Regions from separate parts of the Homo sapiens genome. Here region 2 is linked to region 1. The links are chromatin loops, found by intact Hi-C in ENCODE. Cell type or tissue: A673. All regions are shown on one strand. Each heading gives the region's core, and the rest is flanking DNA. Links, peaks and the distances in the headings are about the cores only.

The links. A loop is a pair of places that touch in the nucleus more often than their neighbours do. Peaks named below come from ENCODE experiments on the same cell type or tissue, not always from the same donor. Only the 100,000 strongest peaks of a DNase experiment are listed, where the experiment ranks them.
Region 2: it touches region 1 in a loop (2.6-fold over the local background); 3 of 110 quality-filtered maps call a loop at or near these places.

The regions. Positions count from the first base shown.
Region 1 is chr1:163,692,795-163,708,907 of GRCh38, forward strand. No RefSeq gene overlaps it. Among named protein-coding and RNA genes, the nearest start is that of NUF2, 380 kb to the left of the region's middle. In A673, for the core only: a CTCF peak has its summit at 9,180; no DNase peak of the experiment used is centred there; H3K27ac peaks cover 383 bases.
Region 2 is chr1:163,528,166-163,544,278 of GRCh38, forward strand. No RefSeq gene overlaps it. Among named protein-coding and RNA genes, the nearest start is that of NUF2, 210 kb to the left of the region's middle. RefSeq lists an enhancer at 10,010-11,184. In A673, for the core only: a CTCF peak has its summit at 7,824 (motif pointing right); DNase peaks (open chromatin) are centred at 7,836, 8,196 and 9,816; H3K27ac peaks cover 3,216 bases.

The DNA.
Region 1 (16,113 bases), core at 5,232-13,231:
ACCGTTCAGCCACTTGTATCCTTGATGCTCAGCTGCTTGTATTGCTCCGCCAGCTGGAGTCGTTTATGGGCACAGGGTAGGGGTAGAGCAGGCCAAAAAGGCAACACTTGGGTGGAAAAGCGGGGTAAGCTGTTTTCATTTAAGGCCGCAGTTCCAGGCTTAAGGGTGGGATTTAGCTGGGAGCCCAGCCCTTCTGTATCAGTACCTAAAGAGTACAGCTTTTATGATCGAGGTATCCAAAAACTATAGTGGGCAAGAATAAAACAGAGATGGACAGAAATAATTCCCTGTAGGAGGCAGGAGGAATGCGGGTAAGGAGACAAAGATAGAAAAGTCTGAGTATACGTTTATGTGGTTTTGACTTTTAAATTACGTGTTTTACATGTGACAAAATTGAATTGAATCAAGAAAAAAGACTACAGTGATGGCACATAGGAGTGAGACACTTGCGTCTTCTGGGGCATGGGAAGAGATCATAAAAGTCTTCATAGAGGAAGTAAATTTTGAAATGAATGCTTTTGTTTTGTGTCATGTTTAAAATTGTGGGTGTTTTAGCTTAGTCTGAAAAGGTGAGTGAGTGAATAATGCTTAAACTATTATCATCATTAACTTTTTTCCCCAATCACAGATAATGACACTTTCTGTACAACCCATTGAAATGGGGGACTGCTTGAGAAAGAGCAGGCATGCAGAGGATTGGGAAAACAAGTTGCTTTGGTGGTGATTAATAGTGCGACCACTGGGAAAACACTTTACCTTTCAACCTCATTTATAAATTGAGGAAGACTCCCTGGGTGGACTTCAAAATCAGTTTTCGTACAAGGATTCTACACAGAATTGCCAATAGCCTATTGCCTACACTGTGGGTATAATTTCTTGGGCTGTCATTTTAAAGAGTTGCTCTTAATGTCAACAAATGGTTATCCTTCACAATTAGTATGTAAACCTAGATTCTGGAGTGTATTAATTATTCTTCACTGTTGTGTTTATTTAACTATAAAATATTCATAACCTTTGTCTTGTAACCCCTGGCCTTTCTTTCTCATGGGAAGGAAAGAGAATCGCTCAGAAGGATAACCTTCCCACTTGGGTCAACAAGAGCTGCAACTGGTTCTAAGGAGGGTGTCTTATTGCTGTCAAATTGACCGGGGTTGTCACACATGAAGCCTGCTGTCACTGCATCTTGCCCAGAACCAGCCCCTTAGCTTGCTGAGTCAAGCTGTGCTGACTCCTGGTGATAGAATTTTAATGTGAGGAATGACAGAGGCCTTGGAGTTAATGTGTACGTGGAGGTGACAGTTTTGAATGTCAGCCAAAGCACAAAGGCCTGTCTGAAATTAATTTTGGGGGGTGGCAGAAAGTCATGGGAAGATGGAGAGAAATAGTATGATGGAGAATTGAGATAAGTTGAGTCAAATCTACCACCATCTGCTACAGATGAAAGCATCATTCTGTGTATAGACACAGAATATTTGAGCCTGGGAGGTTAAAAACAGAAGAGCATTGTCCTCATCAGATAATTCTGTAGCTTTAAGTTTTAGTCAACCTAGTGTGCAGCTTGCCACTTTTAGATCTCTATGACCCCAATTTCCTTTGTTAAAACAGAGTTGCAAAAAGTGGGCATGGATCTTCTGATGATATGAGTTAGAGCTTAATCATTTAAAGAGGCAATATTTAACTTTCTGGTAATAAAATAAGCTAAACTGCATTTTATGTACCTTAATTTTCCTTTTACATTGTCACTTATTTATACTTTTAAATATTTTCCTTGTTATTTAGAGGACAATATCACATCTTTAATCCACCTGTGGTAGGAAGAATAATGCCCAAATATGTCCACATCCTAATCCCTGGAATCTGTGGGTATGTTATATTACATGGCAAGGGAGAATTAAGGGAGCAGATAGAATTAAAGTTTTTAATTTTCCTATTTGAAAATTAAAAAATTAAATTTACTTTAATTAAATTAAAATTACAATTACTCAGGTAATCCCAGATTACCTGAGTGGGCCCAGTGTAATACAAAGGTCTTTAAAAGTGAAAGAGAATGGCAAAAGAAAAGTCAATCAGAGTTATGTAATATGGGACTCTACTGGTCATCACTGGCTTTAAAGATTTAAGGGGGCCATGAGCCAAGGAATGTGGGCAGTCTTTAGAAGATGGAAAGGCAAGGAAATAGATCTTGTTTAGAGATCCCAAAAGAAACACAACCTGCTAATACCTTTATTTTAGCCCATCCATATCAGACTTGTGACCTATAGAACAAGCCTGTGTTGTTTTCAGCTATTACATTTGTGGTCATTAGTTATAGTAGCAACAAGAAACAAATACACTGGCTTTTCAGGTCTTTCACGGTGTGAATCTGCTTTTGTCCTCAATTTTCCTAGATGTACCCTACCTCTGAATTCTGACACCGATTTCTAAACACACCTTATATATTACAAACTTGGTCATTCCATTTCCTGTGTCTGGACCCCACTGTAGGGCTAGCTAGCACTAGAGGAGAGCTATGGGTCCTAGGGGCTGATTGTGGTTAGACTTGCTACTTAATGTGGGTTAAGGGAAGCATGTGAGTCCATACCCTTGAAAAAGAGCAGAAGCCAAAAAGGAAAAACTAATCGCAAAAGCCAAGTTCAAAAACCATTTATAGAATTACAAACATGGGACAAGAGCAAGATTTTGAGGCCAGATGGCAATAGAAAAAAGCAGGGGATTAACGACATGTGTTCTGGGAAAATAGTGTTAGAGTTCTTGAGGGGCCTATGACTCATGTTTGTCATGGTCTAAAGTGACCTGTGGGATTGCTTTGTGTTGATCGAACGGTGGTACTTACGTGTGGCTGAGAGTTTTCTCCATTATCTTCAGCTACCCAAATTCTACCACCATTCGTAGCCTAGCTCCTCCACAATGCTTTCCTGAATATTCCAGCCCCAGTTATCTTCTCTTCCTTTGAAGTCTTAACGTTTACCTTTTCTATTCTTCATGTGGTAGTTGCAATTCCTGGCCCAATATTTTTATCTAAACAAAGGTATTGTATATACAATTGTAAAAATTTACATAATACAGTAAAACATAAAGAAGACTTCCAAATTATTCAGAATCTTAACCATTCAAAGATAATCACTGTCACATTTTGGCATTTATCTTCCTATACTGATACTGATACAATATTTTTTGTATGTGCACATACACGCGCACACATAGACACACACATAAATGTATTTCGTTCATATTCTCTGAAATAAAATATATTGAAGGAAATTGTATGTAATACAAATTAATTCAAGCTTATTACATATTAACTTAAACAAATTTGACATTAACAATATCTATATTATTATTCTGATATCTAAACTTTTCACCTGGACGTATCTTTCTAGCACAGACAAGTGATAAGTATCGTGAGGTAAGGTAGCAAGATTTTATGTATTTTTTTTTCTGTCCCCACAGATGATTAGCATACTACATTGCACATTTTAAAGGCTAAATACAGATAGATTAAAAAGTTGTGGCCAGAAACCTGTAAACACTTTCTACCTACAAATGTATAGTATTTGTTACTGATGTGGTTTCAGATTTTACCAAGTAATTCCAATAATTATTTCCATACAGAGAATTTTTTAAAAGTTGTGCCATACTACTGTTTTTACAGTGGTCAGGCTATTATAAATCCAGAGATTTGTCATTTAGCATCAGAATTACTTGTTAAAATGGGAAAGGAGATAAACAAAGATAGGGTCCTTGTTAACTCATTAATATTCCCTATAATGAAAAATGTTGCAGGAAAGAAATAGCCGCGGTAATACATGTAATCAATCTAGCCAGGGAAAAGTGATGTAATTTGTTATCTTTACAGAGTTGCTCTGTTTGCTAGTCAGCTAGTTGGCATATTTATCAAATGCCCAGTTGGTGCATAAGAGTATACTGTTTCTCTGGACTGCATGCTCCTTGAGCCTCATTCATTAATTCACTCACTTTTTCACTATTCTTTCTTTGGTTCCCATTTTTGGCGTGTCCATTATATGCACATTACTGTTATAAGTCCTGGAATAACAAAGGTGAGCAAGGCAGTTTTATTCTGAAGATAGACTCAGTGGAGGGGAAAGTCACAAAAACAGACAATTAAAACATGAAAGAATGTGGAGGTGAATTTTTTTACTTTTTTGAGGCTAGAGTCTCTTTCTGTCCCTCATGCTGGAGTGCAGTGGTGCAATCTGGACTCACTGCAACCTCCACCTCTTGGGCTCAATTGATTCTTGTGCCTCAGCCTCCCACATAGCTGGGATTACAGGCACACTCCACCACGCCTGGCTAATTTTTTGTATTTTTAGCAGAGATGGAATTTCCCCTTGTTGGCCAGGCTGACCTCGAACTCCTGGTCTTAAGTGATCTACCTGCCTTGGCATCCCAAAGTGCCAGGATTACACATGTGAGCCACCATCCCTGTCCCGGAAGTGAGTTTTAATGAGCTATGCAAAAGTATTATTTCTACCCTCAAAGAGTTTCAAGTTGAGTAACAGTGATGCTATTACAAAACAAAATATACTCTTTCATTCTGACTGCAATAGTATGCCCAGAAATGATCTGATTTGGGCAGAAGCAGAGTTCTTAAAGGGACTTAGTCCTTAGCAAGACTGAAAAGGAAGGTGCCACATTTTGTCTGTAATTCAGGAGATATCAGAGCATGCAGCAAGATATGTTGCAAGCATTCTTGCCTGAAAGGCACTGTACTAGCTTTCTAGGGCTTCCATAACAAAGCATCGTGGACTAGGTGGCTTAAATAGCAGAAACTGATTTTGTCAGAGTGCTGGAGACTAGCAGTCTAAGATCAAGGTGCCAGGAGGGTTGGATTTATCTGAGGCCTCCTTCCTTGGCTTAAAGATGGTCATCTGTTCCCTGTGTCTCCACATAGTCTTCCTTCTGTGTGTTTCTATATCCTAATCTCTTTGTTTTATAAGGATATCGGTCATAATTAATTAGGGCTTACCCATATGACCTCATCCTAACTTAATTAGCTCTTCAGAGAACCTATCTGTAAATACAGTCTGAGATACTGCGTTTTTGGAGGAGCCCAATTCAGCCCATAGCAGGTACCAAGAGTGGGTCTAACAGAGTCAGATATCCCAAATCCTAAAAAGAAAGAAATCGCTTGACCTTACCTTTTGAGGTTGCTTTAAACATTCCTTGATTCCTCTGGCCCACTGAAGACAACTATGTGTTCTAGGAATTTAAGAACTTGGGAAGGGGGCAAGAGAGGACATCTTAACCACAGTCCCTGCAATTGGCATGTGGTAGATTATTTAACTCATTCCCTACTCCAAGGAGTAATTCCCTCTGAAATTTTACAGTAGTCCTATAATAGGACTCTAAAGCATAGAACTGAGGGAATTGTAATATAATGGATGGTCCTTTAACTGCAGTAATAGGAAACCAAATGAAAAGTGTGTTAAACCAGTGTTTCCAAACTTCACTGATGTTGAGACTCACTGCTTAAAAATCACAGCTTTCCAGCCCCTTCCCTGTGATATTCTGATTTGGTGCCTGGGTAGGACCTAGAAATTTATACTTTAAAAAATGTTACCATATATATTTCTTATATTTACAGAAGTTTGGCAAGCAAATCAAGTCAACAATATCAGTTTGGGTCCAAGCTCTTTCTGTGTGCTCTGCTATCATTATTGTGTTTACCATCAGTGTGACTGTGACACTCAGGGCCACAAAATGATGCTGGTGTATTGCATTCACAGCAGAAGAGGAACAGTTTTTTCTGGCATGTTGCTGAGAGAAAGAAAGAAAGCGAGAAAGAGGGAGGAAAAAAGAAAGGAAGGACGAGGGAAGGAAGCAAAGACCCTAGTTCAGAAGTCCCTCAGATTATCTCTCCATTTGTCTCATTGCAGAACTGCAGGATATGCCCACCTTTAAACCACAGGGAAGGGAATAACCATGTTTGACCTAAACTATTCAGGATTTTCCATTGATCTTGTGATAGTTCAACTTTTTCTAGGTGTGTATCTTCACGAGATGGATGGACATCCAAATAATAAGGTGGAGTAATAAAGGATTGAATGGGCAAACCATGATGTCTCCTACAACTAAGTACAGTTAATACAACAATCTTACCAGTCAAAGTAAAATTAGAATTAGATAATGATGGTTGATAGTAAATAGCTAATATTTATTCAGTGTTTATTATGTGAATGACACTGCATTCTAAGGGCTTTATGTGAATTAAAATAATTAAGCCTACAAAATATGACGATGCAAGTGCTGTTATATTAATCCCACTTCACAAATGAAGAAACTGAAATGGTGATGTTAATTAGCTTATCTAAGATCATACATCTCTTAAGTGACTGAGCAAAGATTTGAGCCCTATCATGCCGGGCTGCTCCAGAACTACACTCTAAATCATATTCTATTCCACATGAACAGGTAACAAAGCAGTGCTTTACAAATACAAATAGTGCTTGTGTGACAATTAGTGAAATTGGTTTGGTGCCTAGTTGCATTGTTAATCTGTCCTCTATTTAACAAGCACAAATAAGCACCTTATATCAGCAAAGGACTATATCAGGGGCTACAAAATTTCAAGAATTAGTAAGAAGTGATGCAACTCTCCTGAAAGAATGTCCTCCAGTGGAGGATCTAGGCATTCAAACAATTATTTGTAATATAATATAAAATAAGGTAGAATGTAGCAAATAGTAAACAAAATACAAGGAACATGTTGTTGGATTGAAGATAAAACAGCAGTTAATTCCTACAGGGTAGATCAGAGAAGATTCACAAAGAAGAGTGTGTATGTGGAGAGAGAGGAGGATATTCCAGGCTGAGAAGAAGTGAGGAATCAGAATTGAATTATGTTATGTTGTATTCTGAGAGTAAATTGCTATGACTAGAATGTAAGAGACTTAGAGATATACTGACAACTGTGAAGATACTAACATTTAAAGGGGATGCCATGACACACATGAAATTTATACATGGAGAACCGCAATTATTAGATAGGGTTCTTATTAGGATGATGGGAGCTTTATTTTGACTCTTGATTTCTGTCTTTTGATAATACTGAAAGAAGGCTGTTTTTCTCCTTCCTCTACTTAAATAATTCATCCCCCACCTTTAGGGCCCATTTTAATTTTTTCCTTACAAATTTGGCCCTTATCAAAATATATCTTACACTCATTAAACTATTACTGAGTGATGGTTTTATCTTTTCAACTAGATTTCATATTTTCATCTAGAATTTCATAGAAGACAGGGATTATATTTTTAAATATTTTTGGAATTGACTTTAATGCCTGACCTAGTGTTGTTTATAGTGGATCCAATCAATAAGTGTTGAGTAATTGCCCACATTATTGTGATTCCCTGTAGGACTTCCCAGACCTTTAGTATATCACTTTCCCAGGTGGTTTGAGAGTACCTCTTAGTTTTTACTGGGAGAACTACATGTGAGGAAGCCTCACTTTATATGAAATAACTTCTCTGCCACTTTTTCCATTTTGCTGGAAAGTCAGGTAAGGAGATAGCCAGAAAGTTTTTCCAGCCTCTCATTAACAGTCCAGGGCATCGGTCAATGCTTTGGACAACTTATTTCCCAACTCTCTCAAGGGTTTACTTGATCTGCTACCTTTTTGACATCTCTTGCCTTAATAATTTTCCTCTGGGGAATCCATTCCATGGGCAAACCTGGCTGTGCATCTCTTCCCAGGGCAGTTACTTCTTTGTAGGTGTCCTGGGTTATTTTCATGCCAGGCAGCTTGAGCTCTCTAATCAAGACTTGTGTATTCAACTGACATTTTATCACCAACCCTGTGTTTAAGTTAATGAAGGATCGTTTCTCCCAGATACTTGTTACCATTACTTCTTATCTCATGCATTTGACTTGTTGTCAAAAATTTTTCAGAAAAACTGAGATGGCTGTTGCTGACCCACTGATCATGGGAAAGAGAAAGCTATTCCAGGACCTAAGGGCCTCCTCACTGGGTTCTCGTTGTCTGTTGGGACTTAGCCAACAAGGTATTCACAGACATTCAGGAAGTAAATGGCATTGCAAAGCTCCTGATGACCCCACAGAAATTTTCTGTATTTGTAGCGAACATTCTTGCTCATTTATTTCATACTTGAAAATTTATTTCAAATTAGCCCTATACTACAAGCTTCACTGGAGGTTATGGACATAAAAGCTTTCAAATGCAATCCTAGAAATATCTGATTATTAGAAATTCTCAGAGGTATGTTTATTTTCCTATATGTTTCAGGGCCTATTCCTCCACTATTTACTATTGTATTTCCAGTATCTAACAGTGATTGGAAACAGGTAGGTCAGAAATACAACAATTTAGAATGTAATCTATTTCTCCTTACTCCTGATTCTATGATATTTATTTCTAATCTGCTATAGCAGTCTTTTCTATAGAGTTCATGCTAGCCTCTCAACGTTGCCTCAGGAAGCTTCTGCAAGTTGGTTAGAGTTCGCATGCAACATGAAATCTACATATCATTCTCATAGTTAGCACCAAATACATATTTCTTAATGATTGAAATAATATTTTTCCCTGTGCATGACCCCTTCAGCATCTTCTCTGACGAATTACCATACTATGTCTACTTAAACATCTCTACATGAGAAAGAACACATCATTTCTTAAGACAGGTTCCCCCACTGTGATACAAATTAAACAGAAAGTTCTTTATATTTAGCAAAATCTTACCTTTATTAACTTATTAATCCACTTTTACATATACCAAGAACAATTTGTTGCAATTAGTTAATGCTTCCATAGGAATTAATTCCTATTCAGATACCATCCTACAATGGGTAACATTACCTGTTGTTTTCAGTTAGCTTTTCAATAGTGCTCATAATCAGTCCAACCAACTTGGTTTCCTCTCTTTAATTATGTCTGAATTAAAACTTTTTAATGACAACTACTAACACATACATTCATATACCCACGTGTGTGTACAATGTGTCCTATATGAAACAAAAACATTATGAAATACATAACCATTCAAAAATATTACACAGATACAAATGTCCTGATGTTCTATTGTTAAATATCCAAGATCTTCACACTATGTTTTAGCTAAGTATTCAGCCAAGGATGTATTGGTGCATGTCTCTGCACAGGTTGTAATCTTAATTTTCTTCTTTTATTACCTTGGTTGTTAGCGTCACCTAGTTGTCAATATTAGACAAACCACTTTCTATTTCAGAGATGCTAAGTATGATAAATATTCAATCTCTGCAATTGCTCCAAGTTCTGTTCTTATAGGCCATCTGCCCTGACTACATAGAATTCATCAACAACATTTTCATGGATCATGCATTCTTCACTTCTGTTTTGCATTTCTGTTGTACAGCTCTTCACAGCTCTCTTTAGGATGGGAAACTGCTGTTGTAATGAGAAGGATTTTGTAGAACCTCCCATGTGCATGTGGAGAAAAGAAATTCTTCTATGATAACAACTTCCCAGAGGACTCACATATTAATCAAAAGCTCTTCCCTCTTTGTTTTCTTTCTGTTAGTAAAAATAATCCTACTGACACTAACTGCCTGTCTTTGGAAATTAGGGTAATAAGAGCTGGAGCTTTAATATTTAAAACTGTTTCATGCTTATGTTAGGGGGTTATATGCTCTTCCTCTAATCAACGTACGTTCTCTGATGTTGTTTCTCTTTACCAATGTTACTTAGCTCATGGAGAAGGGTGGTGATTTTGCCTATTATTTGTCAAGAGGAGGCAGAGTCTTAAAATGATTTAACCTCTCTTCAGTGTTTGGTGAAAGAAAGACCCTAGGAACTCAAGCTTTCCATTTCATAGCCTATTGGTAACCCCTATTTTTACTTATTTTAATGAATAATTAGGTAAGACTTCTTCTTCCATCGACCTATAACCACTTCAGCTCCAGAGAATGAAAGTAGGTGCTCCATTGAGCCAACGATTATTACTGAGCCCTTTCAGAAGACAGCAAATGTAACAGGACACTTAATGAGTGATCATTACATGTGGCAGACACATTAAATGTTACAGGCAAGTAATAATTTAACATACAAGGAAATCAAGGTCAGATAAACTAACTGTGCTTGAAAGTCAACATTTGAACTCAGAACATTTGAATCTAGAGCATGCTTATATAACCATATCATCTAACTGTTTCCTAACACAGAGCATGCTTCTAACTCACATATGATAAGACTGTGTTGCTTCTTGTCTAAAACCAAGAATTATAGTTTATATCCATTTCTGATGTTTAAAACTGTAATAACAAAATAAACTCAACCTTATCTTTTCATAAGGAGGGGGAGTCTGGAAGAGGTGAAGTTGGAGGTAGGAAAGGGCGCACAAGAATGTATGTACCCAGACATTTGCCAGAAGTATTCCAATTGCACATTTCCCTACTGGGTAAATTATCATTCCCTGTCTCTCATTAGATTAGGCAGATATGGAATTATTGCTCATAGAATGTTATTTCTTAAAACTTTCTCTCTCAAAGGCATGCATTTTGGAAATAAGATCTTACTCCTCCAGGGAAGTCAGAATCTCAGTTGTTTTGCCATGAAACAAAGTGATGTCTGCATTAATGTGCTGCCTTCTAAATATCTCAGAGAACTTTCCTTGAATGAACTTATTTTTCCTCTCAACACCCTGGTGAGATGACAGGTGGCAAACACTATTAATCCCATTTTGCAGATGAAGAAATACTGCTAATCCTCGATTTCTATTTGAAGAACATGCTATGCCCTGGAGTATGTGTCAGTTTATACATCTGTTTGGTTCCACCAAACATCTGAGAAATATTATCTATGAGCTCTGAGTTCTTTTTTTTTCCTCTAAGTTTTAAATTTGTCATTTACATCTCTGAAATCCTAAGAATTGCTACATTTAGGTGCTGAATAATATGGTCTAGAAAGAAACACCTATTAGGAAGTTGAGACGCTTTTCCATTGTCTGAAACATTTAGCAATACAAGATGGGAATTCATATTAGAAAAACAAATCTGAAGGAAAGTTATATTTCTTTTAACTAACAGGGAACTCATGAAGGCACTGGTTAATGCTGAAGCAGTGAAAGCGGAAAAGTCATAACATGTACTCTTTACTCAAAGGGAGTAACACCTCATTCCTTTATACCTGTGTCAGAAATGAGCAATGGTGACTTAAATTGGGTTTAGATAGCATAGGTCAATCAGAATAACAGTGAACTGTAGTCATGCCCAAGTTCTCAGAAACCATCTGAATGGTTCTAGAATCAGAAGCATAAATTTGACATTTGGCATAGCTTATACATGACAGTAATAACTATTAAATGAATAACTACAGTGTTTGACATTGTGTTGTGTATCTTGCATTATCTTGTTATAGGAGGACAAAGGCAAGAGCTACAGCTGAATACTTGGCAAGGTCTGCTGAAGTCTTTTAAGCACCACGTTGTAGCCCATTCCCACACAGCTGTAGTAGAGCAGCATGGACAGAGGAAGCAATGATGAAATAGCTCTAGATAACTTCACTTAATGTCGGGGTGGATCGTATGTTGGAAATATTGTATGTTGGAAATATTGTCAGAAAACACATTTTGATTATCTTTATTCTAAATACCAAATAGATGCATGGAGAGTAATGTAGATGTACTTTGACTCCAAAACAAAAGGGAAACACTGTGTTGGATTCTAGGTGAACCATTAGAATGACAGGTATCATTTCTCAATTGGATTATTTTCATATCCTTCTTCCTGGCCTCTCAGGCTACACTATTTTCCCCCTCCATTCTATGCTCATCTGCTACAAATATGATTTTTGTAAAACAAAGATAGTGCTACTTTCTTCTGATTTTAAATATTGTCTTTATCAAATAAGGATCCATCACCTATTCGATAAATGCAGACTTCTTCCTTAGTGTCTAAGACAGCTTTCCACATTTTTCTACAGCTGGTCTCAACTGCGTTTGTAAACCTTTTCTTTAACATCAACCCTATACAACCTATGTTTCAGCCAAATTCAGCCAAACTAGAGTGTATTTGGAACTTTCACATCTTTTTTCCTTTAATATTCTCTCTTTCTCCCTTTCTGTCTCCCTTTCTTTTTTAAAATAGTCGTATATAGAGAGAGACAGTTCGCAAATCATAAAAGTCATTCATTTAAAGTGTACAATTCAGTGGTTTTTAGTGTACTTATAGAATTGTGTAATTTTTTACTACAGTATAATTTTACATTTTTGCTACATGCAAAAGAAACTACATACCCATTAGCAGTCATTCTCCAATCCCTTCCACTTCCCATCCCACTTCCAACTCCCAGTCCTGGGCAACCACTAATCTACTTTCTATCTGTACAGATTTTTCTATTCTTGACATTTCATATGCATGGAATTACACAATATATGGTCTCTAGAGACTAGCTTCTTTCATTTAGCATAATATTTTTATGGTTCATCTAATGTTGTGGATCTATCAGTACTGCATTCCTTTTTAATGTCAAATAATATTCCATTGTATAGATAGAGATGGTTTATTTATTTCATCAATTGATGGTTTATTTATTTCCTCAATTGATTCACATTTAAATTGTTCCCTCCTTTTGCCTATTTTAAATAAGATTGCTATGAACATTCACCTGCAAGATTTTTGCATGGACGTATGTTTTGATTTCTCTTCATTTCATCCTTGGAGGAGAATTGCTAAGTCACATGTTAATTCTGTTCAAACTTTCTGTAAAACTGCCAAATTGTTTTCCAAAGCATCTGCACCATTTCATGTTCCCACCAGCAATGTATGAGGACTCCAATTTCTTCATATCTTTGACAACACTTGTCATTGTCTGTCTTTGGTTTTAACATTTCTATTGAGTGTTAAGGGATATTTTACTGTAATTTTGATTTGCATTTTGGCTCGAATGGTTTTTCATGTGCTTATTGGCCATTTGTATGTCTTCTTTGAAGGAATATCTATTCATATCCTTTACCATTTTTAAATTGTGATACTTATCTTTTTGTTGAGCCGCAAGGATACTTTATATTAATATATTCTGCATGCAACACCCTTATCAGATATGTGATTGGAGATATTCTTCTATTTTCTGGGTTGTCTTTTCATTTTCTGATGATATCATCTGAAGCATGAATCTTTATTTTGATCAAATCCATTTAATTTTTAGTTTTGCTTCTTTCACTTTTGTTGTCCTATCTAAGAGGACTGCCCAACCAAAGTCATGGAGATTTCCTCGATTTTTGTTGTTTTTATTTTTGTTTTTCTTTTTTGAGATGGTGTCTCAGTCTGTCGTCCAGGCTGGAGTGCAGTGCCATCACGGGTCACTGCAGCCATGATTGCCCGGGGTCAGGTGACTGGATCCTTCTATCTCAGCCTCCTGAGTAGCTGGGACCACAGGTGTGTGCAACCCTGCCTGACTAATATTTTTATCATTTGTAGAGATGGGGCAGGCTTGTTATGTTGCCCAGACTGGTCTCAAACTCCTGGGTTTAAGTGATCCCCTGCCTTGCCCTCCCAAAGTGTCGGGATTACAGGCATGAGCTACTTACTGTGCCCAGCCAGATATTTATAATTTTAATTCTTACATTTGGTTCTGTGATCCATTTAAACATTGTTATTTAATTTTTTAATACATAATGTACACATTTTAGGGATACTCATGATAATTTGATACAATCATATAGTCAAATCAATGTAATTGGGATATCTATCACCTTAAATATTCTTTTCTTTATGATAGAAATATTTGAATTATTCTAGCTATTTTGAAATGTACAACCGATTAATGTTAATTATAGTCACCTTACTGATTTGTCAAACACCAGTTATTCTAAGTGTGTTCTTATACCCATTAACCAACCTGTCTTCATCCCCGCTTCCCCCTAATCTTCTGAACCTGATAACTACCAGTCTTCTCTCTATCTTCATGAGATCCACCTTTTTAGCTCCCCATATGAGTGAGAACATATGCTATTTGTCTTTCTGTGCCTGTCTTATTTCACTTAACATAATTACCTCCAAGTCCACCCATGTTGCTGCAAATAATAGGATTTTTTTATGGCTGAATAACATTCCATTGTATATATGTATCACATTTTCTTTATCCATTCATCTGCTAATGGACGCTTAGGTTGATTCCATATTTTGGCTACTGGAAAAAGTGCTGCAGTAAACATGGGAATACAGATATCTTTTCAATATATTGACTTCCTTTCTTCTGGATATAAACTCAGTAGTGGAACTGCTAGATCATATATAGTTCTATTTTTGGTTTTCTGAGGAAATGCCATACCATTATTCATAGTGGCTGTACTAATTTACATTCCCACCAACATTGTATGAGACTTCCCCTTTCTCCACATCCTCGCCAGCATGTGTTATTTCCTGTATTTTTATATAAGCCATTCTAACTGGGGTGAGAATGTAGTTTTATTTGCATTTCTCTGAATAATGGTGTTGAGAATTTTTTATGTACCTGTTGGCATTTGTATGTATTCTTTTGAAAAATGTCTATTCAGATTTTTTGCACATTTTTTAAATTATTTGTTTTTTGCTATTTAGTTGTTTGAGCTCTTTATGTATTCTGATTATTAATCCCTTGTCTGACGGATAGTTTACAAATACTTACTTCTCCCATTCTGTGGATTGTTTTTTCTCCCAGTTTGTTGATTGTTTCCTTTTGCTATGCTGAAGGTTTTTAGCTGGATATAATCCCATTTGTCTATTTTTGTTTTTGTTCCCTGTGCTTTTTGAGGTCAAACACAAAAAATCTTTGCTGAGACCAATGTCCTGCAGCAGTTCACAAATGTTTTATTCTAGTAACTTCATGGTTTCAGATGTAAGATTTGTCTTCAATCTACATTGATCTGATTTTGTGTAGGGTCAAAGAGCAGGATCTAGTTTCATTCTTCTGCCCCTGCTTATTTATTAAAGAGACTGTCCTTTCCCCCACTGTATGTTCTTGGAGACTTTGTCAAAAGCGAGTAGACTATAAATGTGTGGATTTATATCTGGGTCCTTCATTCTGTTCCATTGGTCTATATGTCTGTTTTTATGCCACTACCATGCTAATTAGGTTACTATAGCATTGTAGTATATTTTACCTTATTTATTTTATTTTTAACTTTTATTTTTTGGTTTGGGGGTACATGTGAAGGTTTGTTGCATTGGTGAACTCATGTCATGGGGGTTTGTTGTACAGATTATTTCATCACCCAGGTATTAAACCCAGTACCCAATAGTTATATTTTCTGCTCCTCTCCTTCCTCCCACCCTCTCCCTTGCATATCGACTTCAGATTTATACTACCTTAATTCTAATCTGATAGGGAAACTTTACTTGTATAGCTATATTCTTTCATTTTCATACTTGGTGTATCTATATATGTTAGAAACCCAGCCATACATTTTTGCGATTAATATATGCATTTTTTTTCTTTTAAAGAAGGCGAGAGAAGGAAGGTGATATGGTTTGGCTCTGTGTCCCCACCCAAATCTCATGAAATTTTAATTCACAGTGTTGGAGGAGGGACCTGGTAGAAGGTGACTGGATTGTAGGGATGGATTTTCCCCATGCTGTTCTCATGATAGTGAGTTCTCATGAGATTTGATGGCTTAAAGTGTGTGGTACCTCCTCTCCCTCTCTCTCTCCCCTGCTCAGCCATGGTAAGATGTGCTTACTTCCCCATTGCCTTCTGCCATGATTGCAAGTTTCCTAAGGCCTCCCAGCCATGCTTCCTATTAAGCCTGCAGAACTGTGAGTCAATTAAACTTTTTTTCTTCATAAGTTACTCAGTCTCAGGTAGTTGTTCATAGCAGTGTGAGAACAGACTAGTACAGAAAGCAAACAAGTTTGTATTTATGGTGTTAACTTTCATCTTTACCACTTTTTGTTCTCTTCATTTCATACTTTGTATTTGATTTACCATTCACTGCATTTTTTCACTTCCATTTCTCACTTCCATACAGCTTTGTTCCCACCTGTCTCCTTTGTGCTATTTTTTTTTACCAATATATTACATTTCTATATGTCACAGGCCTAACAATGCAATTATATGCATATTGTTTTATACAATTACTCCTTAAATAAGAGAAGAAATGAAAAGAACTATTCAGTTATACTGT
Region 2 (16,113 bases), core at 4,208-12,207, 170 kb before region 1:
AGCCATTATGGAAAACAGTATGGAGGCTCCTCAAAAAGTAAAACAAACTACCATGTGATCCAACAACCCCATTACTGGGCATAGATCCAAAGTAAAGAAAATCAGTGTGTCAAAGACATAGATGCACTCCCATGTTTACTGAAACACTATTCATAATAGCCAAGACATGGGATCAACCTTAGTGTCCATCAACAGATGAATGGATAAAGAAAACATGGTATAAATACACAATGGAATACTATTCAGCTATAAAAAGAATGAAATCCTCTCATTTATAGCAACATGGATGAGTCTAGAGAATATTGTGTTGAGTGAAGTAAGGCAGGTACAGAAAGGTAAGTGCCATGTATTCTTACTCATATGTGGAAGCTAAGTAAGACCTCATAGAAGTAAAGAGCAGAATAATGATATCTAGAGTCTGGGAAGGGTGAAAAGAAGAGGGGATAGGGAAAGGTGTTGGTTAAGGAACACATATTATACTCAGATACGAGAAATAAGTTCTAGTGTTCTATAGCACTGAAGGATGACTATAGTTAATAATTATTTATTCTATATTTTTACATAACTAGAAGAGAGGATTTTGAACGTTCCCAACACAAAGAAATGATAAATATTTGAGGTGATAAATATGCTAATTACCCTAATTTGATTATTATGCATTGTATACAGGTATCAAAATATCACACTTTACTCTGTAAATATGTATGAGTATGTCATTTTTAAATTTAAAAAAATTATACAGTATGCTGCCACCAGGTGGTGATAGCGGCAGCCTTTAATGGACAGTCTCATTGAACTGCTAGAAACATAGTTAAGACCTAGAGTTTCTGTCTAGCACATTACATTTATAAGAATAACTTTTTAAGATTTTGTTTTAAAACATAAGCTTTCTAGTGAAATCAAATGCTGGATGTTAAGAACATGCACTTAATAAGAAGATGAAGAGAGGAGTGAATATTTACTGAGCACTTACTATATGATTTTATATACATTATTTTATTTAACCTTCATGAAACTCTATCAATATACCTTAATGTCCTCAGTTTAAAGACCCTAACTTCTTTGTCCAGGGTTACATAGCAATGATATACCAGAGTTCAAACTGCCTGTATGTAAAGCCTGTATGGCTGTTACTATGCCTATATTTTGTGACTTTCTATCAATAAATAAAGCATGAATTCAGATTTAGTTAATATTTATGCATCTACTGTACCAAGTACTATGCTAAGTAATTATCACAAATGTGAGTACAATTTGGACTTCTTTCTATTAACCCTAATCGGTGTCTAACATTGTTTAATATAAAGTTGATCTTCCCTTAACTTGATAAGGCTTCTCTTTCTCTCAACCATGTTCTCCATCTGTCTCTCTGTCTCTCTCTTTCTTCTCCCTACCTCCTTAAAACTGAAACCTCCATAAGCTGCTACATGGTTTGGGGGTTTCAGTGGAAGACTTATTGTCAAGAATTCCTGCAGAAATAAGTCTACAGCTTTCTGGTTTGCAGATTTTCCTGTGTCAGTCTCAGAAACAATATTTCTTGACTTAGGGTAATAGACACTAATTGGGTGGCAGCCTTGCCCATACAGATCCCCTGAACTTCCTGTGGGACGGAAATTCTGTCTGCTTATTCTCCATTATATTGTTAGCTCTTCAAAATGCTTCTGATGGGCCAGGCACAGTGGCTCACGCCTGTAATCCCAGCACTTTGGGAGGCTGAGGCAGGTGGATCACCTGAGGTCAGGAGTTAGAGACCAGTCTGAAAAACATGGTGAAACCCTGTCTCTAAAAAGGTATTTTTTAACTGGCTTTGATATACGTCTGTCCTCTACTCTTACCCCTGCCCCGCAAAATTAGCTATAGCTATTGATCCAGAAGCTTTTAAATCCGAAGCCAGGCCAATCAGATCTTCTCTATTTCAAATCTGAAACTTTGATAGAAATTATAAGGATGAGAAGCATGGTTGCTCTGACAGTGGCTCCCTGTAGAGCTGGGGTCCTAACTCTTCTGGCCTACTCTAGTTGCTAGTGCTCCTGGGCCTTTTTATCTCTTCCTTTAGTTTTGAACTGCCTTAGTATTCTGACAATGTGGTTTCTCTTTCACTTAACCTTCATGGGGTTAATTTACCAATACATTTAAGCTGTCAGATGTAGTGGACAACTCACTCCATTCCCTCCCACCCTCCCTCCCTCCCTCCGTCCCTCCCTTCCTCCCTCCCTTCCTTCCTTCCTTCCTTCCTTCCTTCCTTCCTTCCTTCCTTCCTTCCCCTTCTTCTCCATCTCCCCCTTCTCCTTCTCCATTTCTTCCTCCTCCTTCTCCATCTGCTCCTCTCATCCATCCCTCTCTCATCCTTGTCCTATTCTTTAGCCTCCTTTGCTCCTAGTGCATTGAGAAACAATATTTCTCTTGCTTCTATTCTGCCTGAATCCATACAGTAGCTCAGGGCTTCTTTATGTCCTAACATAAAATTCTCCAAGGTTCTTCATGTTTCCCCTTCATGTTAAGTTTTACTTTCTTTCAAAGAAGAAGAGTATGTTCTGCCTGCTGATATGTATCTTCAGAGGCATCACTGTTCAGGGGTTTTTGACTTTTATATTTATTTATTCTCTTTATTGTGACGATGATCATCAGGCTCCAATATTTATAACTTGTCTCTATAACAGAACTCCTCAAAATTGATTTGTAAAACAGCTAGGAAACATTGTAGAATATTTGTTTTTACCAGAAGTATAAATAGTTTTCTGAACATTAAAATGGTTTCTTCAAGGTTTGGAAAGGATACACACACAAATTTGTTAATTTGTTTGACTGAGAGTTAGAAAAGTAGAATTTTTTTTCAAGAAATAAGATAAGGGTAGAGTTGAAGGTGATTAAAATAAAGCTACAGGAACTGAATTCAATTCAAGTGCCAGTATTTCTCCAAAGTCAAGAAAAGGGTATAGATGTGGCAATGGGAAAGCCTGTGCCTAAGTTATGTGCCTCACACAATGTACGGAAGAATCACCACATCTGTAGAGAGATTTACATTCACCATAGCATTTTATATCTTGAGGAAATATCTATGCATGCAAATATTTGAGCTGCTTGCCTTCAATGAATCAGTAGCCAATTACACATATTTAATGGGCAATTAAAAAACTAGTCATTTCCTACAAGATGGTCATGAAGAAAAGAAAATCTTGTGCCCTTACTCTTGACATTATTACCATCTCTCTTCCCTTTCTTAATCTTAATTTTGTAGCAAGAATGACAGGGAAATCCAGGAGAGTCTTTAAAGCACTTGAAAGCCCAGAGCATTTATGTGGGAGTTGGTGAGACTATGGGACATGGGACTATGAAAAGCTGCCCTGTGTACCCATCCAGGTTTACTCTGGACTTTGGATCTTATGAACACGAGATTGTGACCTGCAAATAAGAGCAGGCCTGCATGCGGAGGGAGCACTGAAGCAAGACTGACATCAGAAGTGATGGAAAGGAAGAGACACCAGGGCCTGGCTATTCCTTTTGTGCCCAAGTCACTCCCAGCCATTTCTGTCTGTCTTTTATTAAATAAAAATTGTGTATATTCATGGTGTACAGCATGATGTCTTGATACACATATGCATAATGAAATGATTACTAGACTCATGCTAATTAACATATTCATCTCCTTACATAGTTATCATCTTTTGTGTGTGTGTGGTGAGAGCACCTGAAATCTCTCTTAGTAAATTTCCAGTATAAAATACCTTATTATCAACTATAGTGATCAGGCTGTACATTTACATCTCTAGACCATTAATCCTACCTAACTATGATGTATATACACAAGTTAAGTATCCCTTATCCAAAATGCTTAGGACCAGAAGTGTTTTGGATTTTTACCTTTCTTTCAGATTTTGAAATATTTGCGTTATATTTACTGGTTGAGCATACCAAATCTGAAAATCTGAAACCCAGAGTGCTCCAATGAGCATTTCCTTTGAATGTCATATTGGTACTCCAAAAATTTTGGACTTTGGAGCATTTTGGGTTTTCATATTTGGGATGCTTAACTTGTATATATAAAATGGGCAATTATTCAGCCTTAATAAAAAAGAAGATTCTGTTTTTTGTGACAACATGGATGAAACTGGAGAACATTATGCTAAGTGAAATAAGCCAGATGCAAAAGGTAAAATATTATATAATCTCAGAAGTTTTTAATAGCCTTTCTAGAGAAGTACAGACTCCTGCATTTTCCCAGGACAAGACAAACATGCATAAGAAAGTAGGGTTAGATATTCAGATAGGAATCTGTTTAATGATGTGAACTCAGGAGCCCATGATAGGGTAATGGAAATCTAACCCATCTCTGTTAGGGAATTTTGCCAGCCTCTAAGGTGTGCTTTCTGCCCCTTTTAAATGTACCTCTACCAGAAATAGAGGACAATCCTTAATGATCCTTCAAAGCATAAAGGAGATTCCTTTCCCTCACTTCCTCTAGGTAGAGTGAGTAACTCCAGGTATGAGTTCCCATAGCCCTTTTACACAACTCTACTGTATTTTATCCCTTAAAATATTTTTTCTTTTCTTCTTTTCATTTCATCTCATTCACTGATTCATTCAAGCATAATTTGGGCCTCTAACATGCGTCTTCAGTGTGATGGGGGCCTCGTGGATGGCAAATACAGATATCACTAGGAAACATTTCCTGGACCCCAAAGGTCACAGCCTCTGGAAGCAAACATGCAGGTAAGAAAATGATTAAAGCAAGGAGATCGGTTTCACTGGACAAGGCGCTGGGAGCACACAGGGGAGGAAGAAACTTTCTGAGAAGGTTGGTGAAGGTTCCAGTGGAGATGAGTTGTGAAGGGTGAGAATAATTATTAAGTGAATAATGACCACAGAATGAGAGTGGGGACAAGCCTAAAAGTTCAGAGATGAATATGTACACATTGTGCTGTAGGAGACTTCTGGAGTCTCCTCTGGTCTGGGGTGACATACGTGACTTATGGGAAAGCCGGAGGGGAGGAGGCTCTGGAAGCAAATGGGGCCAGATCCCAAGCTTCTAACATATCTTGTTAAGGGACAAGGTTCTTGTTCCGAAGTCAGAGACTGTCAACCTAAGACAGAACAGCTAAGATGCTCCTGCAGGATTCCACGGGAGGGATGAAGAAGGCTGACAAAAGAGGTGGTAGCAAAGAAGGGGAGGTGGGATCCACTCAAGAGGGGGTGAAATTTTCAAGAATTTGTCATACCAGGTTTACCTGAAGCTCTCTCTGGGTTCTGTAAACCTGAGAGTGGTGCTGGTCTGCGTGGATTTCTTATCCTAGCGCCTTCCTCTGTGTATGGCAGGGCGTAGGTATACAATCTACACCTACTGGGCAAATGAGTGAATGGACAACTCACGGTCTTAGCAAAAAGAGTTTATCTACCTGGTTCTCTTTGGGAATGGGTTCTAATAAAAAAGAGAGGAAAAGGGAGAGAATGAGGGTAATAAAATACACGTTTAATTTGAGGCCATATAGTGAGGGATGGGAATGACCCCCCAAGTAACGATGCCATTGCCTCATCCCACAAGCAGCTTCTCCTAAAACGGTCTAATATGGGCTTACCTTTGGAGGTATTTGACCCACTGCCCACACCTCTCCCTCGTTTGAGCTGCCCTATCTCCTCAGAAACTCTCCTCCTCCTATCAACAAAGGGATACCAGTTAGGGCCAACCACCCAGCCCCACCTTCTTAACACAGCACTTAAAAGTCAAATGTTTAAAAGACATTTTCATGGAGCCTAATAGCACATAGAAAGTACTTGATAAATGGCAACCCTTATTTTTCTCTGTAACTTGAACCAGCTCATTACCTAAAAGTCTCTAGGTCTCTGCTTTCCATGGGAACAAGAAATCCTTCCATGTGTATAAATGAGATTAGTCTTCTGAGTAGCATCTTTGTATTTGGAATGAAGTCTTTCTAGAAATACAATGACTTAAACCAAGGAATGAGTCTAATACCGGAATGTTCCGCTGTGGAGGGAGAGAGGCAGGGGAAGCATTCTGGAGCCAAATGCATTTTAGCTTTTTTTTACATTGTACCTACAGAGATGTTTCCCTACTCAGCTGATGAGGCCTGGCCCCAGAAAGACCATATCGCTTTGGTTTCTGTCCCTTCATAAGGACCATCCAGAATGGCTTCAATATGTTTTCCATGTGTGGAAGTGGTTGTAACTTTCAAAAGATGTCTTGGTGGGGGATGGGTTTGGACAGTAGGAAAGGGGCTGAGGGGATGAAGCAACCAGAGAAGAACTTTGGCACAGAACAACCCAGAGAGAAGAATGAGGCAAAGCCAAAATGAAATGTACTTCTTTGCTCCATCTTTGCTCCATTTCTTGCTCAGAGCTTATACACTGTCTAATTCTGTTTGCAGGGCATTATAACCACACACACACACAAAAACACATTTATTTCTACATTGCTCTCTTCCCTCTCCCTCCCAGGCATTTATTGTTTCCTAACGGGTACTTTGCTAGGCCCTGTGGACATAAAGACACTGAAGAAACAGCCTCTGGTTATGGAACTCATTGACTGGTAGGAAAAGAAAGATGAGTAGAAAATATTGGGATAATCATAGCAAACACTTCAATTCCCCTTACTATGCACCATTCTAAACATAGTACATTTATTCACTCATTCAATGCTTACAACACTATGAAGTAGATAGTGTTTTTCAATACTCCCATTTTGAAAATGGGAGGACTAATGCACAGAACAATTAAGCCACTCACCTAAGGTCACACATCTAGTAAATGGTCAGGCTGGGATTCAATCCCAGGCCTCTTAGCTGCACCCTGGAGCACTTCCTCTACCCATGATGCTATTGTGCCACAGAAGAGAGTATCAGCCCTGTCACCTCTGGGAAAGTTTCTTAGAAGAGATGGTGCCTGAATTTTGAAAATGAATATGATTTGCTCAGGCAAAGTAAGAAGGGGCCTGGTAAGTTGCAAAGAGGATTCCGGTTAAAGACAATGTCAAAGCTTGCAGGTGTGAGGGCATGGCTTGCACAGAGACTCACAAGCAGCATAAGATCACTGGGAAGGATGCAGGGTATTGTGGTAAACCCAGAAGCTGGAGAGGTAGTTGGGAGCCAGATCCCAAAGGGTCTTCTATTTCAAGCTAGGAAATGTGGACTTAATTCTAAAAGCTATGAGACACCTCTCACAAGCTCAAGGATTAGTAGACTTGAATTATAGATGCCGCAACTCTCATTCATGTGCATTTCTGAAAACCATATTGTGAAGTATGATGACTCCAAAGAGAGCAGCCATGCCTTGCTGACCATTCTCTCGCTCTCCACTCTAGACCTGCCCTCAAACACGAAGATAGTCTTTTGCTCATTCATTCATTTATGCAACATTTATTTAACAAATATTTATTAAACGCCTATTATGTGTTAGGAACTGTGCTAAGTGCTGACATTGCAAATATAAAAATGAAACACAGACCCTGCCCTGAGAGGAACAGTGTTTATTGGGGAATTGAAAATATAAACACATAGCTTCAAAACAATAGGCAAAATGCTATTTAGTGGGCATATTCGGAGTTCAGATGATGAATGACAGAACAGGCAGCAGATCTTCATGTTTAAGCACACAGACGCTGGAGCCATGCTGCTCTGGATTCACATCCCAGCTCTGCCACGTGATACCTGTATGACACTCGGCTAGTTGTTTCATTGCTCTGTCTCAGTTTCCTCATCCAACAAATGCAGATTATAATATTAACTATCTCATAGGGTTGTTACAAACATTAAGTGAGTCAACATTTTAAAGTTTCTTAGTACACTACACAAATAAAAACTCTGAAGTGACCGTGTTCCCCAGTAGATGTCACTACTACATAGCTAGTTAGGTGAGATAATATCTGAGTTCAGGCTGACCACATTAACCATTCCATAAGAAAACTGATACATAAATGGCTTTCTTCCCAAAATACAAAATATAGCAGAAGGTAGGTTGTGAAATAAATAAGAGTGAGGGGTGATGATCACCTGTTTATAAAAAGCTCTTGTAAATCTCCAGACCCACTTGGAAGTTTTAAACTTTCCCCATATTGGCTCTCTGATGGAAGCCATTTTCTCCCTGCTTTCTAAAAACCCTGGATTTGATTCCTTCAACTCAGGCCTTATCAGGGAGCACCTACTCCTTTCTAAGATGTGCAAGTCGTTTCTGAGAAAGCACGTGAATAATAATTGACAGAAGCCACCGAGGCCTAACTCTTAGAGGAACTGAAATGGGAAATTGGGACACAGTGGCATAAGGAGGAACTTTGTGAAGCAGCAGGAGGTAACTTAACTTGGGCTAGCTTTATGACAGCTGAGGCTGAGCCTACAGCTTTATTTTCCATCAGCTGACAAAGGTGAAAGTTCAGTATTTCTGATTTTGCTCCATGACTTCCGTAGATCTCAGCTTAGGTACAGCATTGGGTGAAGGTGTTTTTTTTTTTTTTTTTTCTGGTTCTTGATTCTGACATGACCAGCTTTTGAGGTAAAATGAGTAGGCTAAGATCACAAGGGTAATCATGCACTCATTTACTTGCCAGGTTTTTAAGAAAAATCTCTTTTGGTCCAGGCTTTGTGTGAGGTGAAAGGACGTGGAGATGCATGGCCCATTTCTTCAAGCATTTTACCGTCTGGACTTCCGTGGGAGAGAGAGACATGTAAACATATCAGTAAAATGCAACCTTTTAAATATGATTTAATAAATGTCAACAAAGTTTGTAAAGAAGAAATTGAGAGGATGACATGTGACCTTTGTATTGAAGGATTAATAAGAGTTTGCCATGCGGAGTAATGAGAGAACATTCCAGATAGAAATGTTACCATTTAATTCAATTCTGACACTAACTGCCTGAAGTGAGTTGAAACTCCGCAGGTTAAGGGTTCAGACCCACAAGACTGCCCCCTACTTCAGAAGCGAATCATAAGTAGAGGTTCCCCAGGTTGCCATGATTTTATATGTCTTGGCTGCAAATCAGGAGTCCCCACAATCACCTTCTCAGTTTCAATAATTTGCTGTAAATGACTCTCAGAACTCAGGGAAACACTTTGCTTACATCTCCCAGTTTATTATAAAGGATACAAATGAACATCCAGGTAAAGAGGTACATAGGGTGAGGTCAGGAAGAGTCTAGAGCAAGGAGCTTCTGTTCCTTTGCAGTTTGGGGTGTGCTATTCCCCTCCCTGGCATATAGATTCCTTTACCAACCCAGAACCTCTCTAAACCCCATGGTTTAGGGTTTTTATGAAGGTTCTATTGTATAGGAATGATTGATTAAATTATTGGCCATTGGTGATTCGCTCAATCTTCAGCCCCTCTACCCTTCCCTGGAGGTTAGGGGCTGAAGTTTCAACCCTCTAGTCACACTGCTGATTCCTCTGGCAACCAGCTCTCATCCTAAAACTATCTAGGGGCTTCCAGCCATCAGTTATCTCGTTAACATAAACTCAGGTATGGTTGAAAGGAGCTTGTTATGAATAACAAAAGATGCTCCTCTTACCTCTATCACTTAGAAATTTTGAGGGTTTTAGGAGCTCTGTGCCAGAAACTGCAGATGAAAATCAAATATATATTTCTTATTATATCACAATATTACAGAGGGTAATTTTGGGTACATAGCACAGTTTGCTCTGACCCTTGTGAAGGATGGCTCTGGTAATAACTATCAGCCTTAACACGCACTAGCTAATGATGTTAATAATTGCTAATCTTGTTGAGTGCTATCTGTCAAGCACTGTGCTAAATGCTTTCTGTGTATTACCTCATCTAATCCTCATAATCCTATAAAGAAGGCAGGATAGAATCAGACTCTGGAGCAAAGCTTGGGCTTCAGCCATCTGGAGCCAGACTGCCTGGGTTTACACACTGACTCTTCCTTATTGACTGTGTGACTTTGGAAAATTGCTCAATCTTATTTGTGCCTTAGTGTTTCCATCTATAAAATGGGGATAAAAGCACCTACCTTTGGCATATGAGTTTATTTTTGGAGAGGGCAACTCAAGAGTTAACCTGGGCTGCAAGCTGCCTTAGGCATGCAGAGCCCAGAATGATTTGAAAACCCTGCTCTGTATCCACCCATTCCTCTCTGTGAATGAATTCAAGAAATTCAACAGGTACAAGCAATCACCGGAAAGCTATTTGTTGTGATTGGAAAACACTCAAAGAAATGGAGTGCTTCATAGATGATTTAATATTTTAAAGGTGGCACATGTGAATGAGTAAGCTCAGGGTATATGAGCGAGTTTACATTCCACATCAAGGTTTTACTTAAAGTTTACATTTTGTTTAAATGAGAAGTAAGATCAATGTAATATGGCTTAAACCTTTCTCAGAAATTTATGGCTTCTTTTAATAAACCTCATAAAAGACACTATTAAACACATGCAGCGTTCTTAATGTAATGGTTCCATTCTTGAAATATATAGTATTTAGATTGCATCTAAAATGCTGTAAAAGTATCACAAAGGCTGTAAAAATATTGTTAACGGGAAGAAATCTTTTAGGGGGATAAATATTTTCTTGGAAAAGGAAAAAGCTGTGAACCTTTTAGGCAGGGAATGGCTTGGTTTTGAAAAATAACAATTTGCCTTTTTTATGTTCTTTCTGTGGTTCTACTTCAGCCAATTATTAGATTAAAGCAAGCTGTTGCTACGTGCCCTAGAAACTCAGACGGATTTGATGTTGCACCCTAAGTTTGTGAGGACAAGTTCCATTTAAAGCTTTAATGAGGTCAAGGGAATAAAGAAGGAGGCTGGCTGAGTCTTTTGTGTTATTTTAGGACTGTATCTTAGAATTACGAGGCTTGCATAATGCCATGGAAAGAACACAGAAGTTGAAGTTAAAAGCCCTCCGTTTGAGACCTGGCTCTGCCATTTACTAGCTTTGTGACCTGGGCATAATCACTCAAATGCTCTGAGGCTCGGTTTCTTGAATCTGGAAAACAGGGTTAAGAATACCTGCTGTAGCCACTTTGTAAGGATATTGTGGGGTCAAATGAGATAATGCATGAGAAAGTGCTTTGAGAGCCAGAGAGGCATAAAGTGCACATGGACTTTATTTATTTGACAAACATTTATTAAACACTTATTATGTGCACACACAGAACATTAGTGAGCCAGAGTGAATGTGCAGAGCTCACTTGGGTCAACCCTGCTGTTTTCCCCTTCCTTTTGTCCTCCCTGTATTTTGGCTGAGCCACTTATAAACCATTTTACACAGATGAGGGTCTATTCTATTATTCAAGAGAAATGTTGGCACCCTTTTTTGGTGACCTGTTTCCCTCTCTATAGATGGCTATCTTTAGAAAAAAATTTATTAAGTATAACTTAAGACATATATAGTGTGAATAATAAATAGAGAAGCACCCCGTGCTACAGTTGGAAAGAACACTTGAGTCCAACCTCTTTACAACACAGATGGGAAACAAAGGTTCACAAACGGGAGATGGTATGCCCTGCCAAATTAACTTCTCATATGCTTTAGAGAGAGATGGAAATATACGCCACACTACTATACACAAATATCAATTCAATGAGAAAAGTAACACTTCTGCCTACTGCACAGACTTATACTGTCGAGCATAACTTCACAAAACGTCATACCTTAGTCTTCCCCAGAAGGACAGTCTTAAATCAACATGGACAATCAATGAACAACTGAGATAAAATATTGAAGGTTGAATGAAGAGAAAACTCTAGCTCACGTGGCTTTTCTTATTTAGCTCCTATTAAAAGATGAAAAGATATTTAGCATTTTCCATTGGATGAGGTACATTTAAAGAAGATTTATCAATTTAGTAGACTATACAATGTTAGGTGCTGATGGCCATTAAGCCATTTGAGTTAATTTTTCTGAGATGTACATCATTTTTAAAAATTTTATCTTCACAGCACAGCTTTTATTAATAAATCTCAGAGAACTTTGCAAATATCTAGGGATGCATGTTCTCACTTGTAAGTGGGAGCTGAACAATGAGAATACATGGACACAGGTGAGACAGCCAGATGGGAAGGGCTTCCAGGCAGAGCCCCCCACCAACCTGAGCTGGGGTGGAGGCACAGAAATTCACGCCATTTGCAGTGGGGAGGAGCCTGGCCCTTCCCCTTCCTGGGTGGAACCTGGGATTAGAACTGTGAGGTGGGAAGCCTGTACTAGGAGGACTCTAGCTCCGCTGAGCTCCTGTTCCCCCTTTTTACCTTTATGCCTAATAAACCCTGCCCTGCTCACCCTTCAAAACAGTTTGCACGCCTAAATCTTTATGGCTGTGTGATAAGAACCCCGTCTTTAGCTGAACTAAGGAAAAGTCCTGCAACACAGGCAGGGGAACAACACACACTGGGGCCTGTCGGGGGAGGGTGGTGGGGGAGCGGAGAGCATTAGGGAAAAGAGCTAATGTATGCCGGGCTTAATACTTGGGTGATGGGTTGATAGGTGCAGCAAACCACTGTGACACACGTTTACCTATGTAACAAACCTGCACATCTTGCACATGCATCTGGGAACTTAAAAAAAATAAAATAAAAACTAATTTAAAAAATCCCCACAAATATCTAGCGATAATCTCTGGGGCAAGGTGGGCACAACTGCATAAAATTAACCATGTTTTAAAGATAGGGTAACTAAAATCTATGAAAATGTTATGACTTGACTGCTGTGATATCCAGAGTGCATAAATAGGGAGAAAAGAAGGTTCCTGGGCTAACAGATTCCAACAGCACTGCTCTAAATTTGTGGAATTCCTTATCCTGCTGTTGCACAATAATTGAAAGCATAGTCCTTAGAGCCAGGTTCATTGGTTTGAACCCTGGTTCCTCTACTTATCATTTGTACCATTATTGTTTAGTTGCTTAACTTTCTGCACCATATCTATCAAATGAAGATAACATGTTTCATATGAACGTTTTATTCCAAAACATGTAAACATCTTACTATAGTGCTAACACATAGTATTTGCTCAGTAAGTTAACTATCATTATTATTTGTCCTCATAGAAACATGTTTTCCCAATGTCCTGTCACACACACACACACACACCCCTTAATATATTTACCAATAATGCTTACTTTACAGTTTAATTATCAACCTGCTTTCATCGTTAAATATATATTCTTAAAGATATATTTTCTTTTTCTTCTACTACTTTATTTAGCTTAACCATGATTTCTAAACTCATAATTATTCCATTAGAAGATGAGGTCTGACGCCTTTTCCAGGAAGGGAAAATCTTCCTTTTTGTTATATGGGACCTCAGTAATTTTCCTGAAGGAAATTTTCTCCTTTATTCCATGGTGCACCTATTCTGGCACTTTCTTCCTCTGTAGTGTCTCCTGTTAAATTCCTTTCCTGCCTTGTTCTTTTTTTTTTTTTTTTTACCCTTGTCAACACTTACATTGGCGTAACCCTTTTTGCCACTGAAGACTGTGGTTCCCAGATCACATCAGCTTAAAAGATCAGAATAAACCACAAAGAAGTCTGTCTCTAGTAAACTCTACTCCCTCTTTATGAATTCTAGAATCTTGCAATTACTCTGAATGTGTCCAGGAATCCTCAGGTTTCTACATGCGTTCTCCAGTCCTTGGCTATGATGTGTTCCCCACTATATTTTCATCCTTCTTGTCCATGCCCCAGTGGTGACGTCTCTGGTTGCCAAAATTACTGACATCCCATAGAAGCAGTCAATGTCATTGGTGCTGACTGAGAATGCAATCACTGTTGTTGGTGCCTATCACCAACTCCTCCTTTCACCAGCACCATTCAGGATCCCATGAAAGCTACTCCAAGTTTCACTCTATTGACCAAACTGATGCTACCAATGTCCAATATATTTCTTAGAGCCCATGTCTCAGAGTATCCAGCACCACCTCTCTGACAGAGCTCTGAATGTAATTTTATTTAGTTATTGAAGGTACTGGCCTGTATTAGTCCGTTTTCATGCTACTGATAAAGACATACCCAAGACTGGGAAGAAAAAGAGGTTTCACTGGACTTACAGTTCCACATGGCTGGGAAGGCCTCAGAATCATGGCAGGAGGTGAAAGGCACTTGTTACATGTTGACGGCAAGAGAAAATGAGGAGGATGCAAAAGCAGAAACCCCTGGTAAAACCACTGGATCTCGTGAGACTTATTCACTACCATGAGAACAGTATTCAAATTATCTCCCATGGGGTCCCTCCCACAATATGTGGGAATTATGGGAGTACAATTCAAGATGAGGTTTGGGTGGGGACACAGAGCCAAACCATATCATGGCCCAGTGCTTTATCTCTTTTAATTTTTCATCACTTTATTATTGGTGGTACTTTCATGCTAGAACTTGAGCATTAGCCCAGGGACCTGGCTTGTGAAGACTTACAGTAATTTATATCATAATCTTCTTTGAAATCCTTTCCCTTCCATTTTGGCTTATTTTCCTTGAAACAAACTTATTTCAAACAACCCAGGGTGAAGTGCAGTGGCGCCATCTCGGCTCACTGCAACCTCTGCCTTCCAGGCTCAAACAATCCACCCACCTCAGCCTCCCAAGTAGCTGGGACCACAGGCTCCTGCCACCACACTGAGCTAATTTTTGTATTTTTAGTAGAGATAGGGTTTCTCAGTGTTGCTCAATCTGGTCTGGAACTCCTGGGTTCAAGCGATCCACCTGCCTCAGCCTCCCAAAGTGCTGAGATTACAGGCGTGAGCCACTGTGCCTGGCCAAAAGTCAGTTTTATAACCCTGAAGAGAAATGATGATGGCTTGAATTGAGGAGCCTCAGTGTGGATGGAAAGAAGTGAACCTACAGGATATGGTGGTGACTAGAAAAGGATTCTTAGGTCTCTGGCTTCTGAAATATGTTGGGTGATATTTTTCACCAAGGAGGAAGAAGGATGAGGAGGAGTTCATTGAAATATAAGGTTGAGTTTAGGCTGAGATGCAGGAGTGGAGGCAGATGTCAAAAATATGCAGTTGTATATAAGCCTAGAACTTAGAAAAAACTTTGTGCTAAAGACATTTATTTATGATGTCTAATTCCTATGATGATCACAGTTTAGACTCCCGTGTATGTTGTTGGAGATAACATAAGATCTGTGGCAGAAAATAATAACAATAATGATAATAACTCATATTTAGCCCGTATGTGTCAGGCACTGTGTTAATTCTTTTAACATGTTAATTTGTTTAATATGTTATTTCACACATCAACTGTATGACGTAAGAATGAAACCAGTTATACAGTTGAGGAATGGAAGATCAGTAATTCAAAATCTTATTAGTCTGTATAAGTAAGGACTCAGAAAGAGATATGTTTACTTTCAAAAACAAATGTTCTTACTCTAATAATACATACCTGGATTTATATTCTGTCTGTCGCTCATTTGTTGAATGTACTTGGTCAAGTAACCAGACCTCACCAGCCTTCTATTTAGTCATGTATAAAAAGTGGTTAAAGACATCCACCTCTCTAGCTCACAGAGCAGATGAAGGAACGAGTTAGATTATACATGGAAATTATTTAGCGTAATGCCTAGCATGATGGGTACCCAATCAACAGTAATATAACTGGCTTCTCCAGTTACAGCATTTCCCTCTCTGTGTCTATCCTTCAAAATGTGGATATTTGTTATTCATTTAAAAATATTTTCAGAGTTCTACTTTTAATACCATCCCATTCCACAACTAGTAAAATCAGAACAGAAAACACTTTTTGAGTCATAGCTATCTAATAAAAGGTAGGAGTGGTCACCAAGAAAACTCTGTCCTAAAGGAAATACATTTAAAAAGAAACACATGAGCTTGGCCTGGATCTTCCAGAACCTTAGAAGTTGGGAGCTGGTCCTTCAGTGGTTTGGAGCCAATATCTGACCAACTGGAGTTAAGAAGCTGAGGCTAGGTTCGTATAGCAAGCTGAAACGGTAACTAAAAGTTGAAGCAAAAATTAGGCGAGGCAACGAGCTGAGATGAAACCCAGGATGAAGTGGGCTGAAGTAATCTGACTCAGAGGTGCCTCCTGGCCTATTAGCACAGAGAGAAGAAAACTCTCACTGAAGGAGAACTTTCCCATATTAAGCCTTCAGGCCTCCCACAAATTACCAAACAAGCAAGAAGGCAAGCTACTATTAATGAT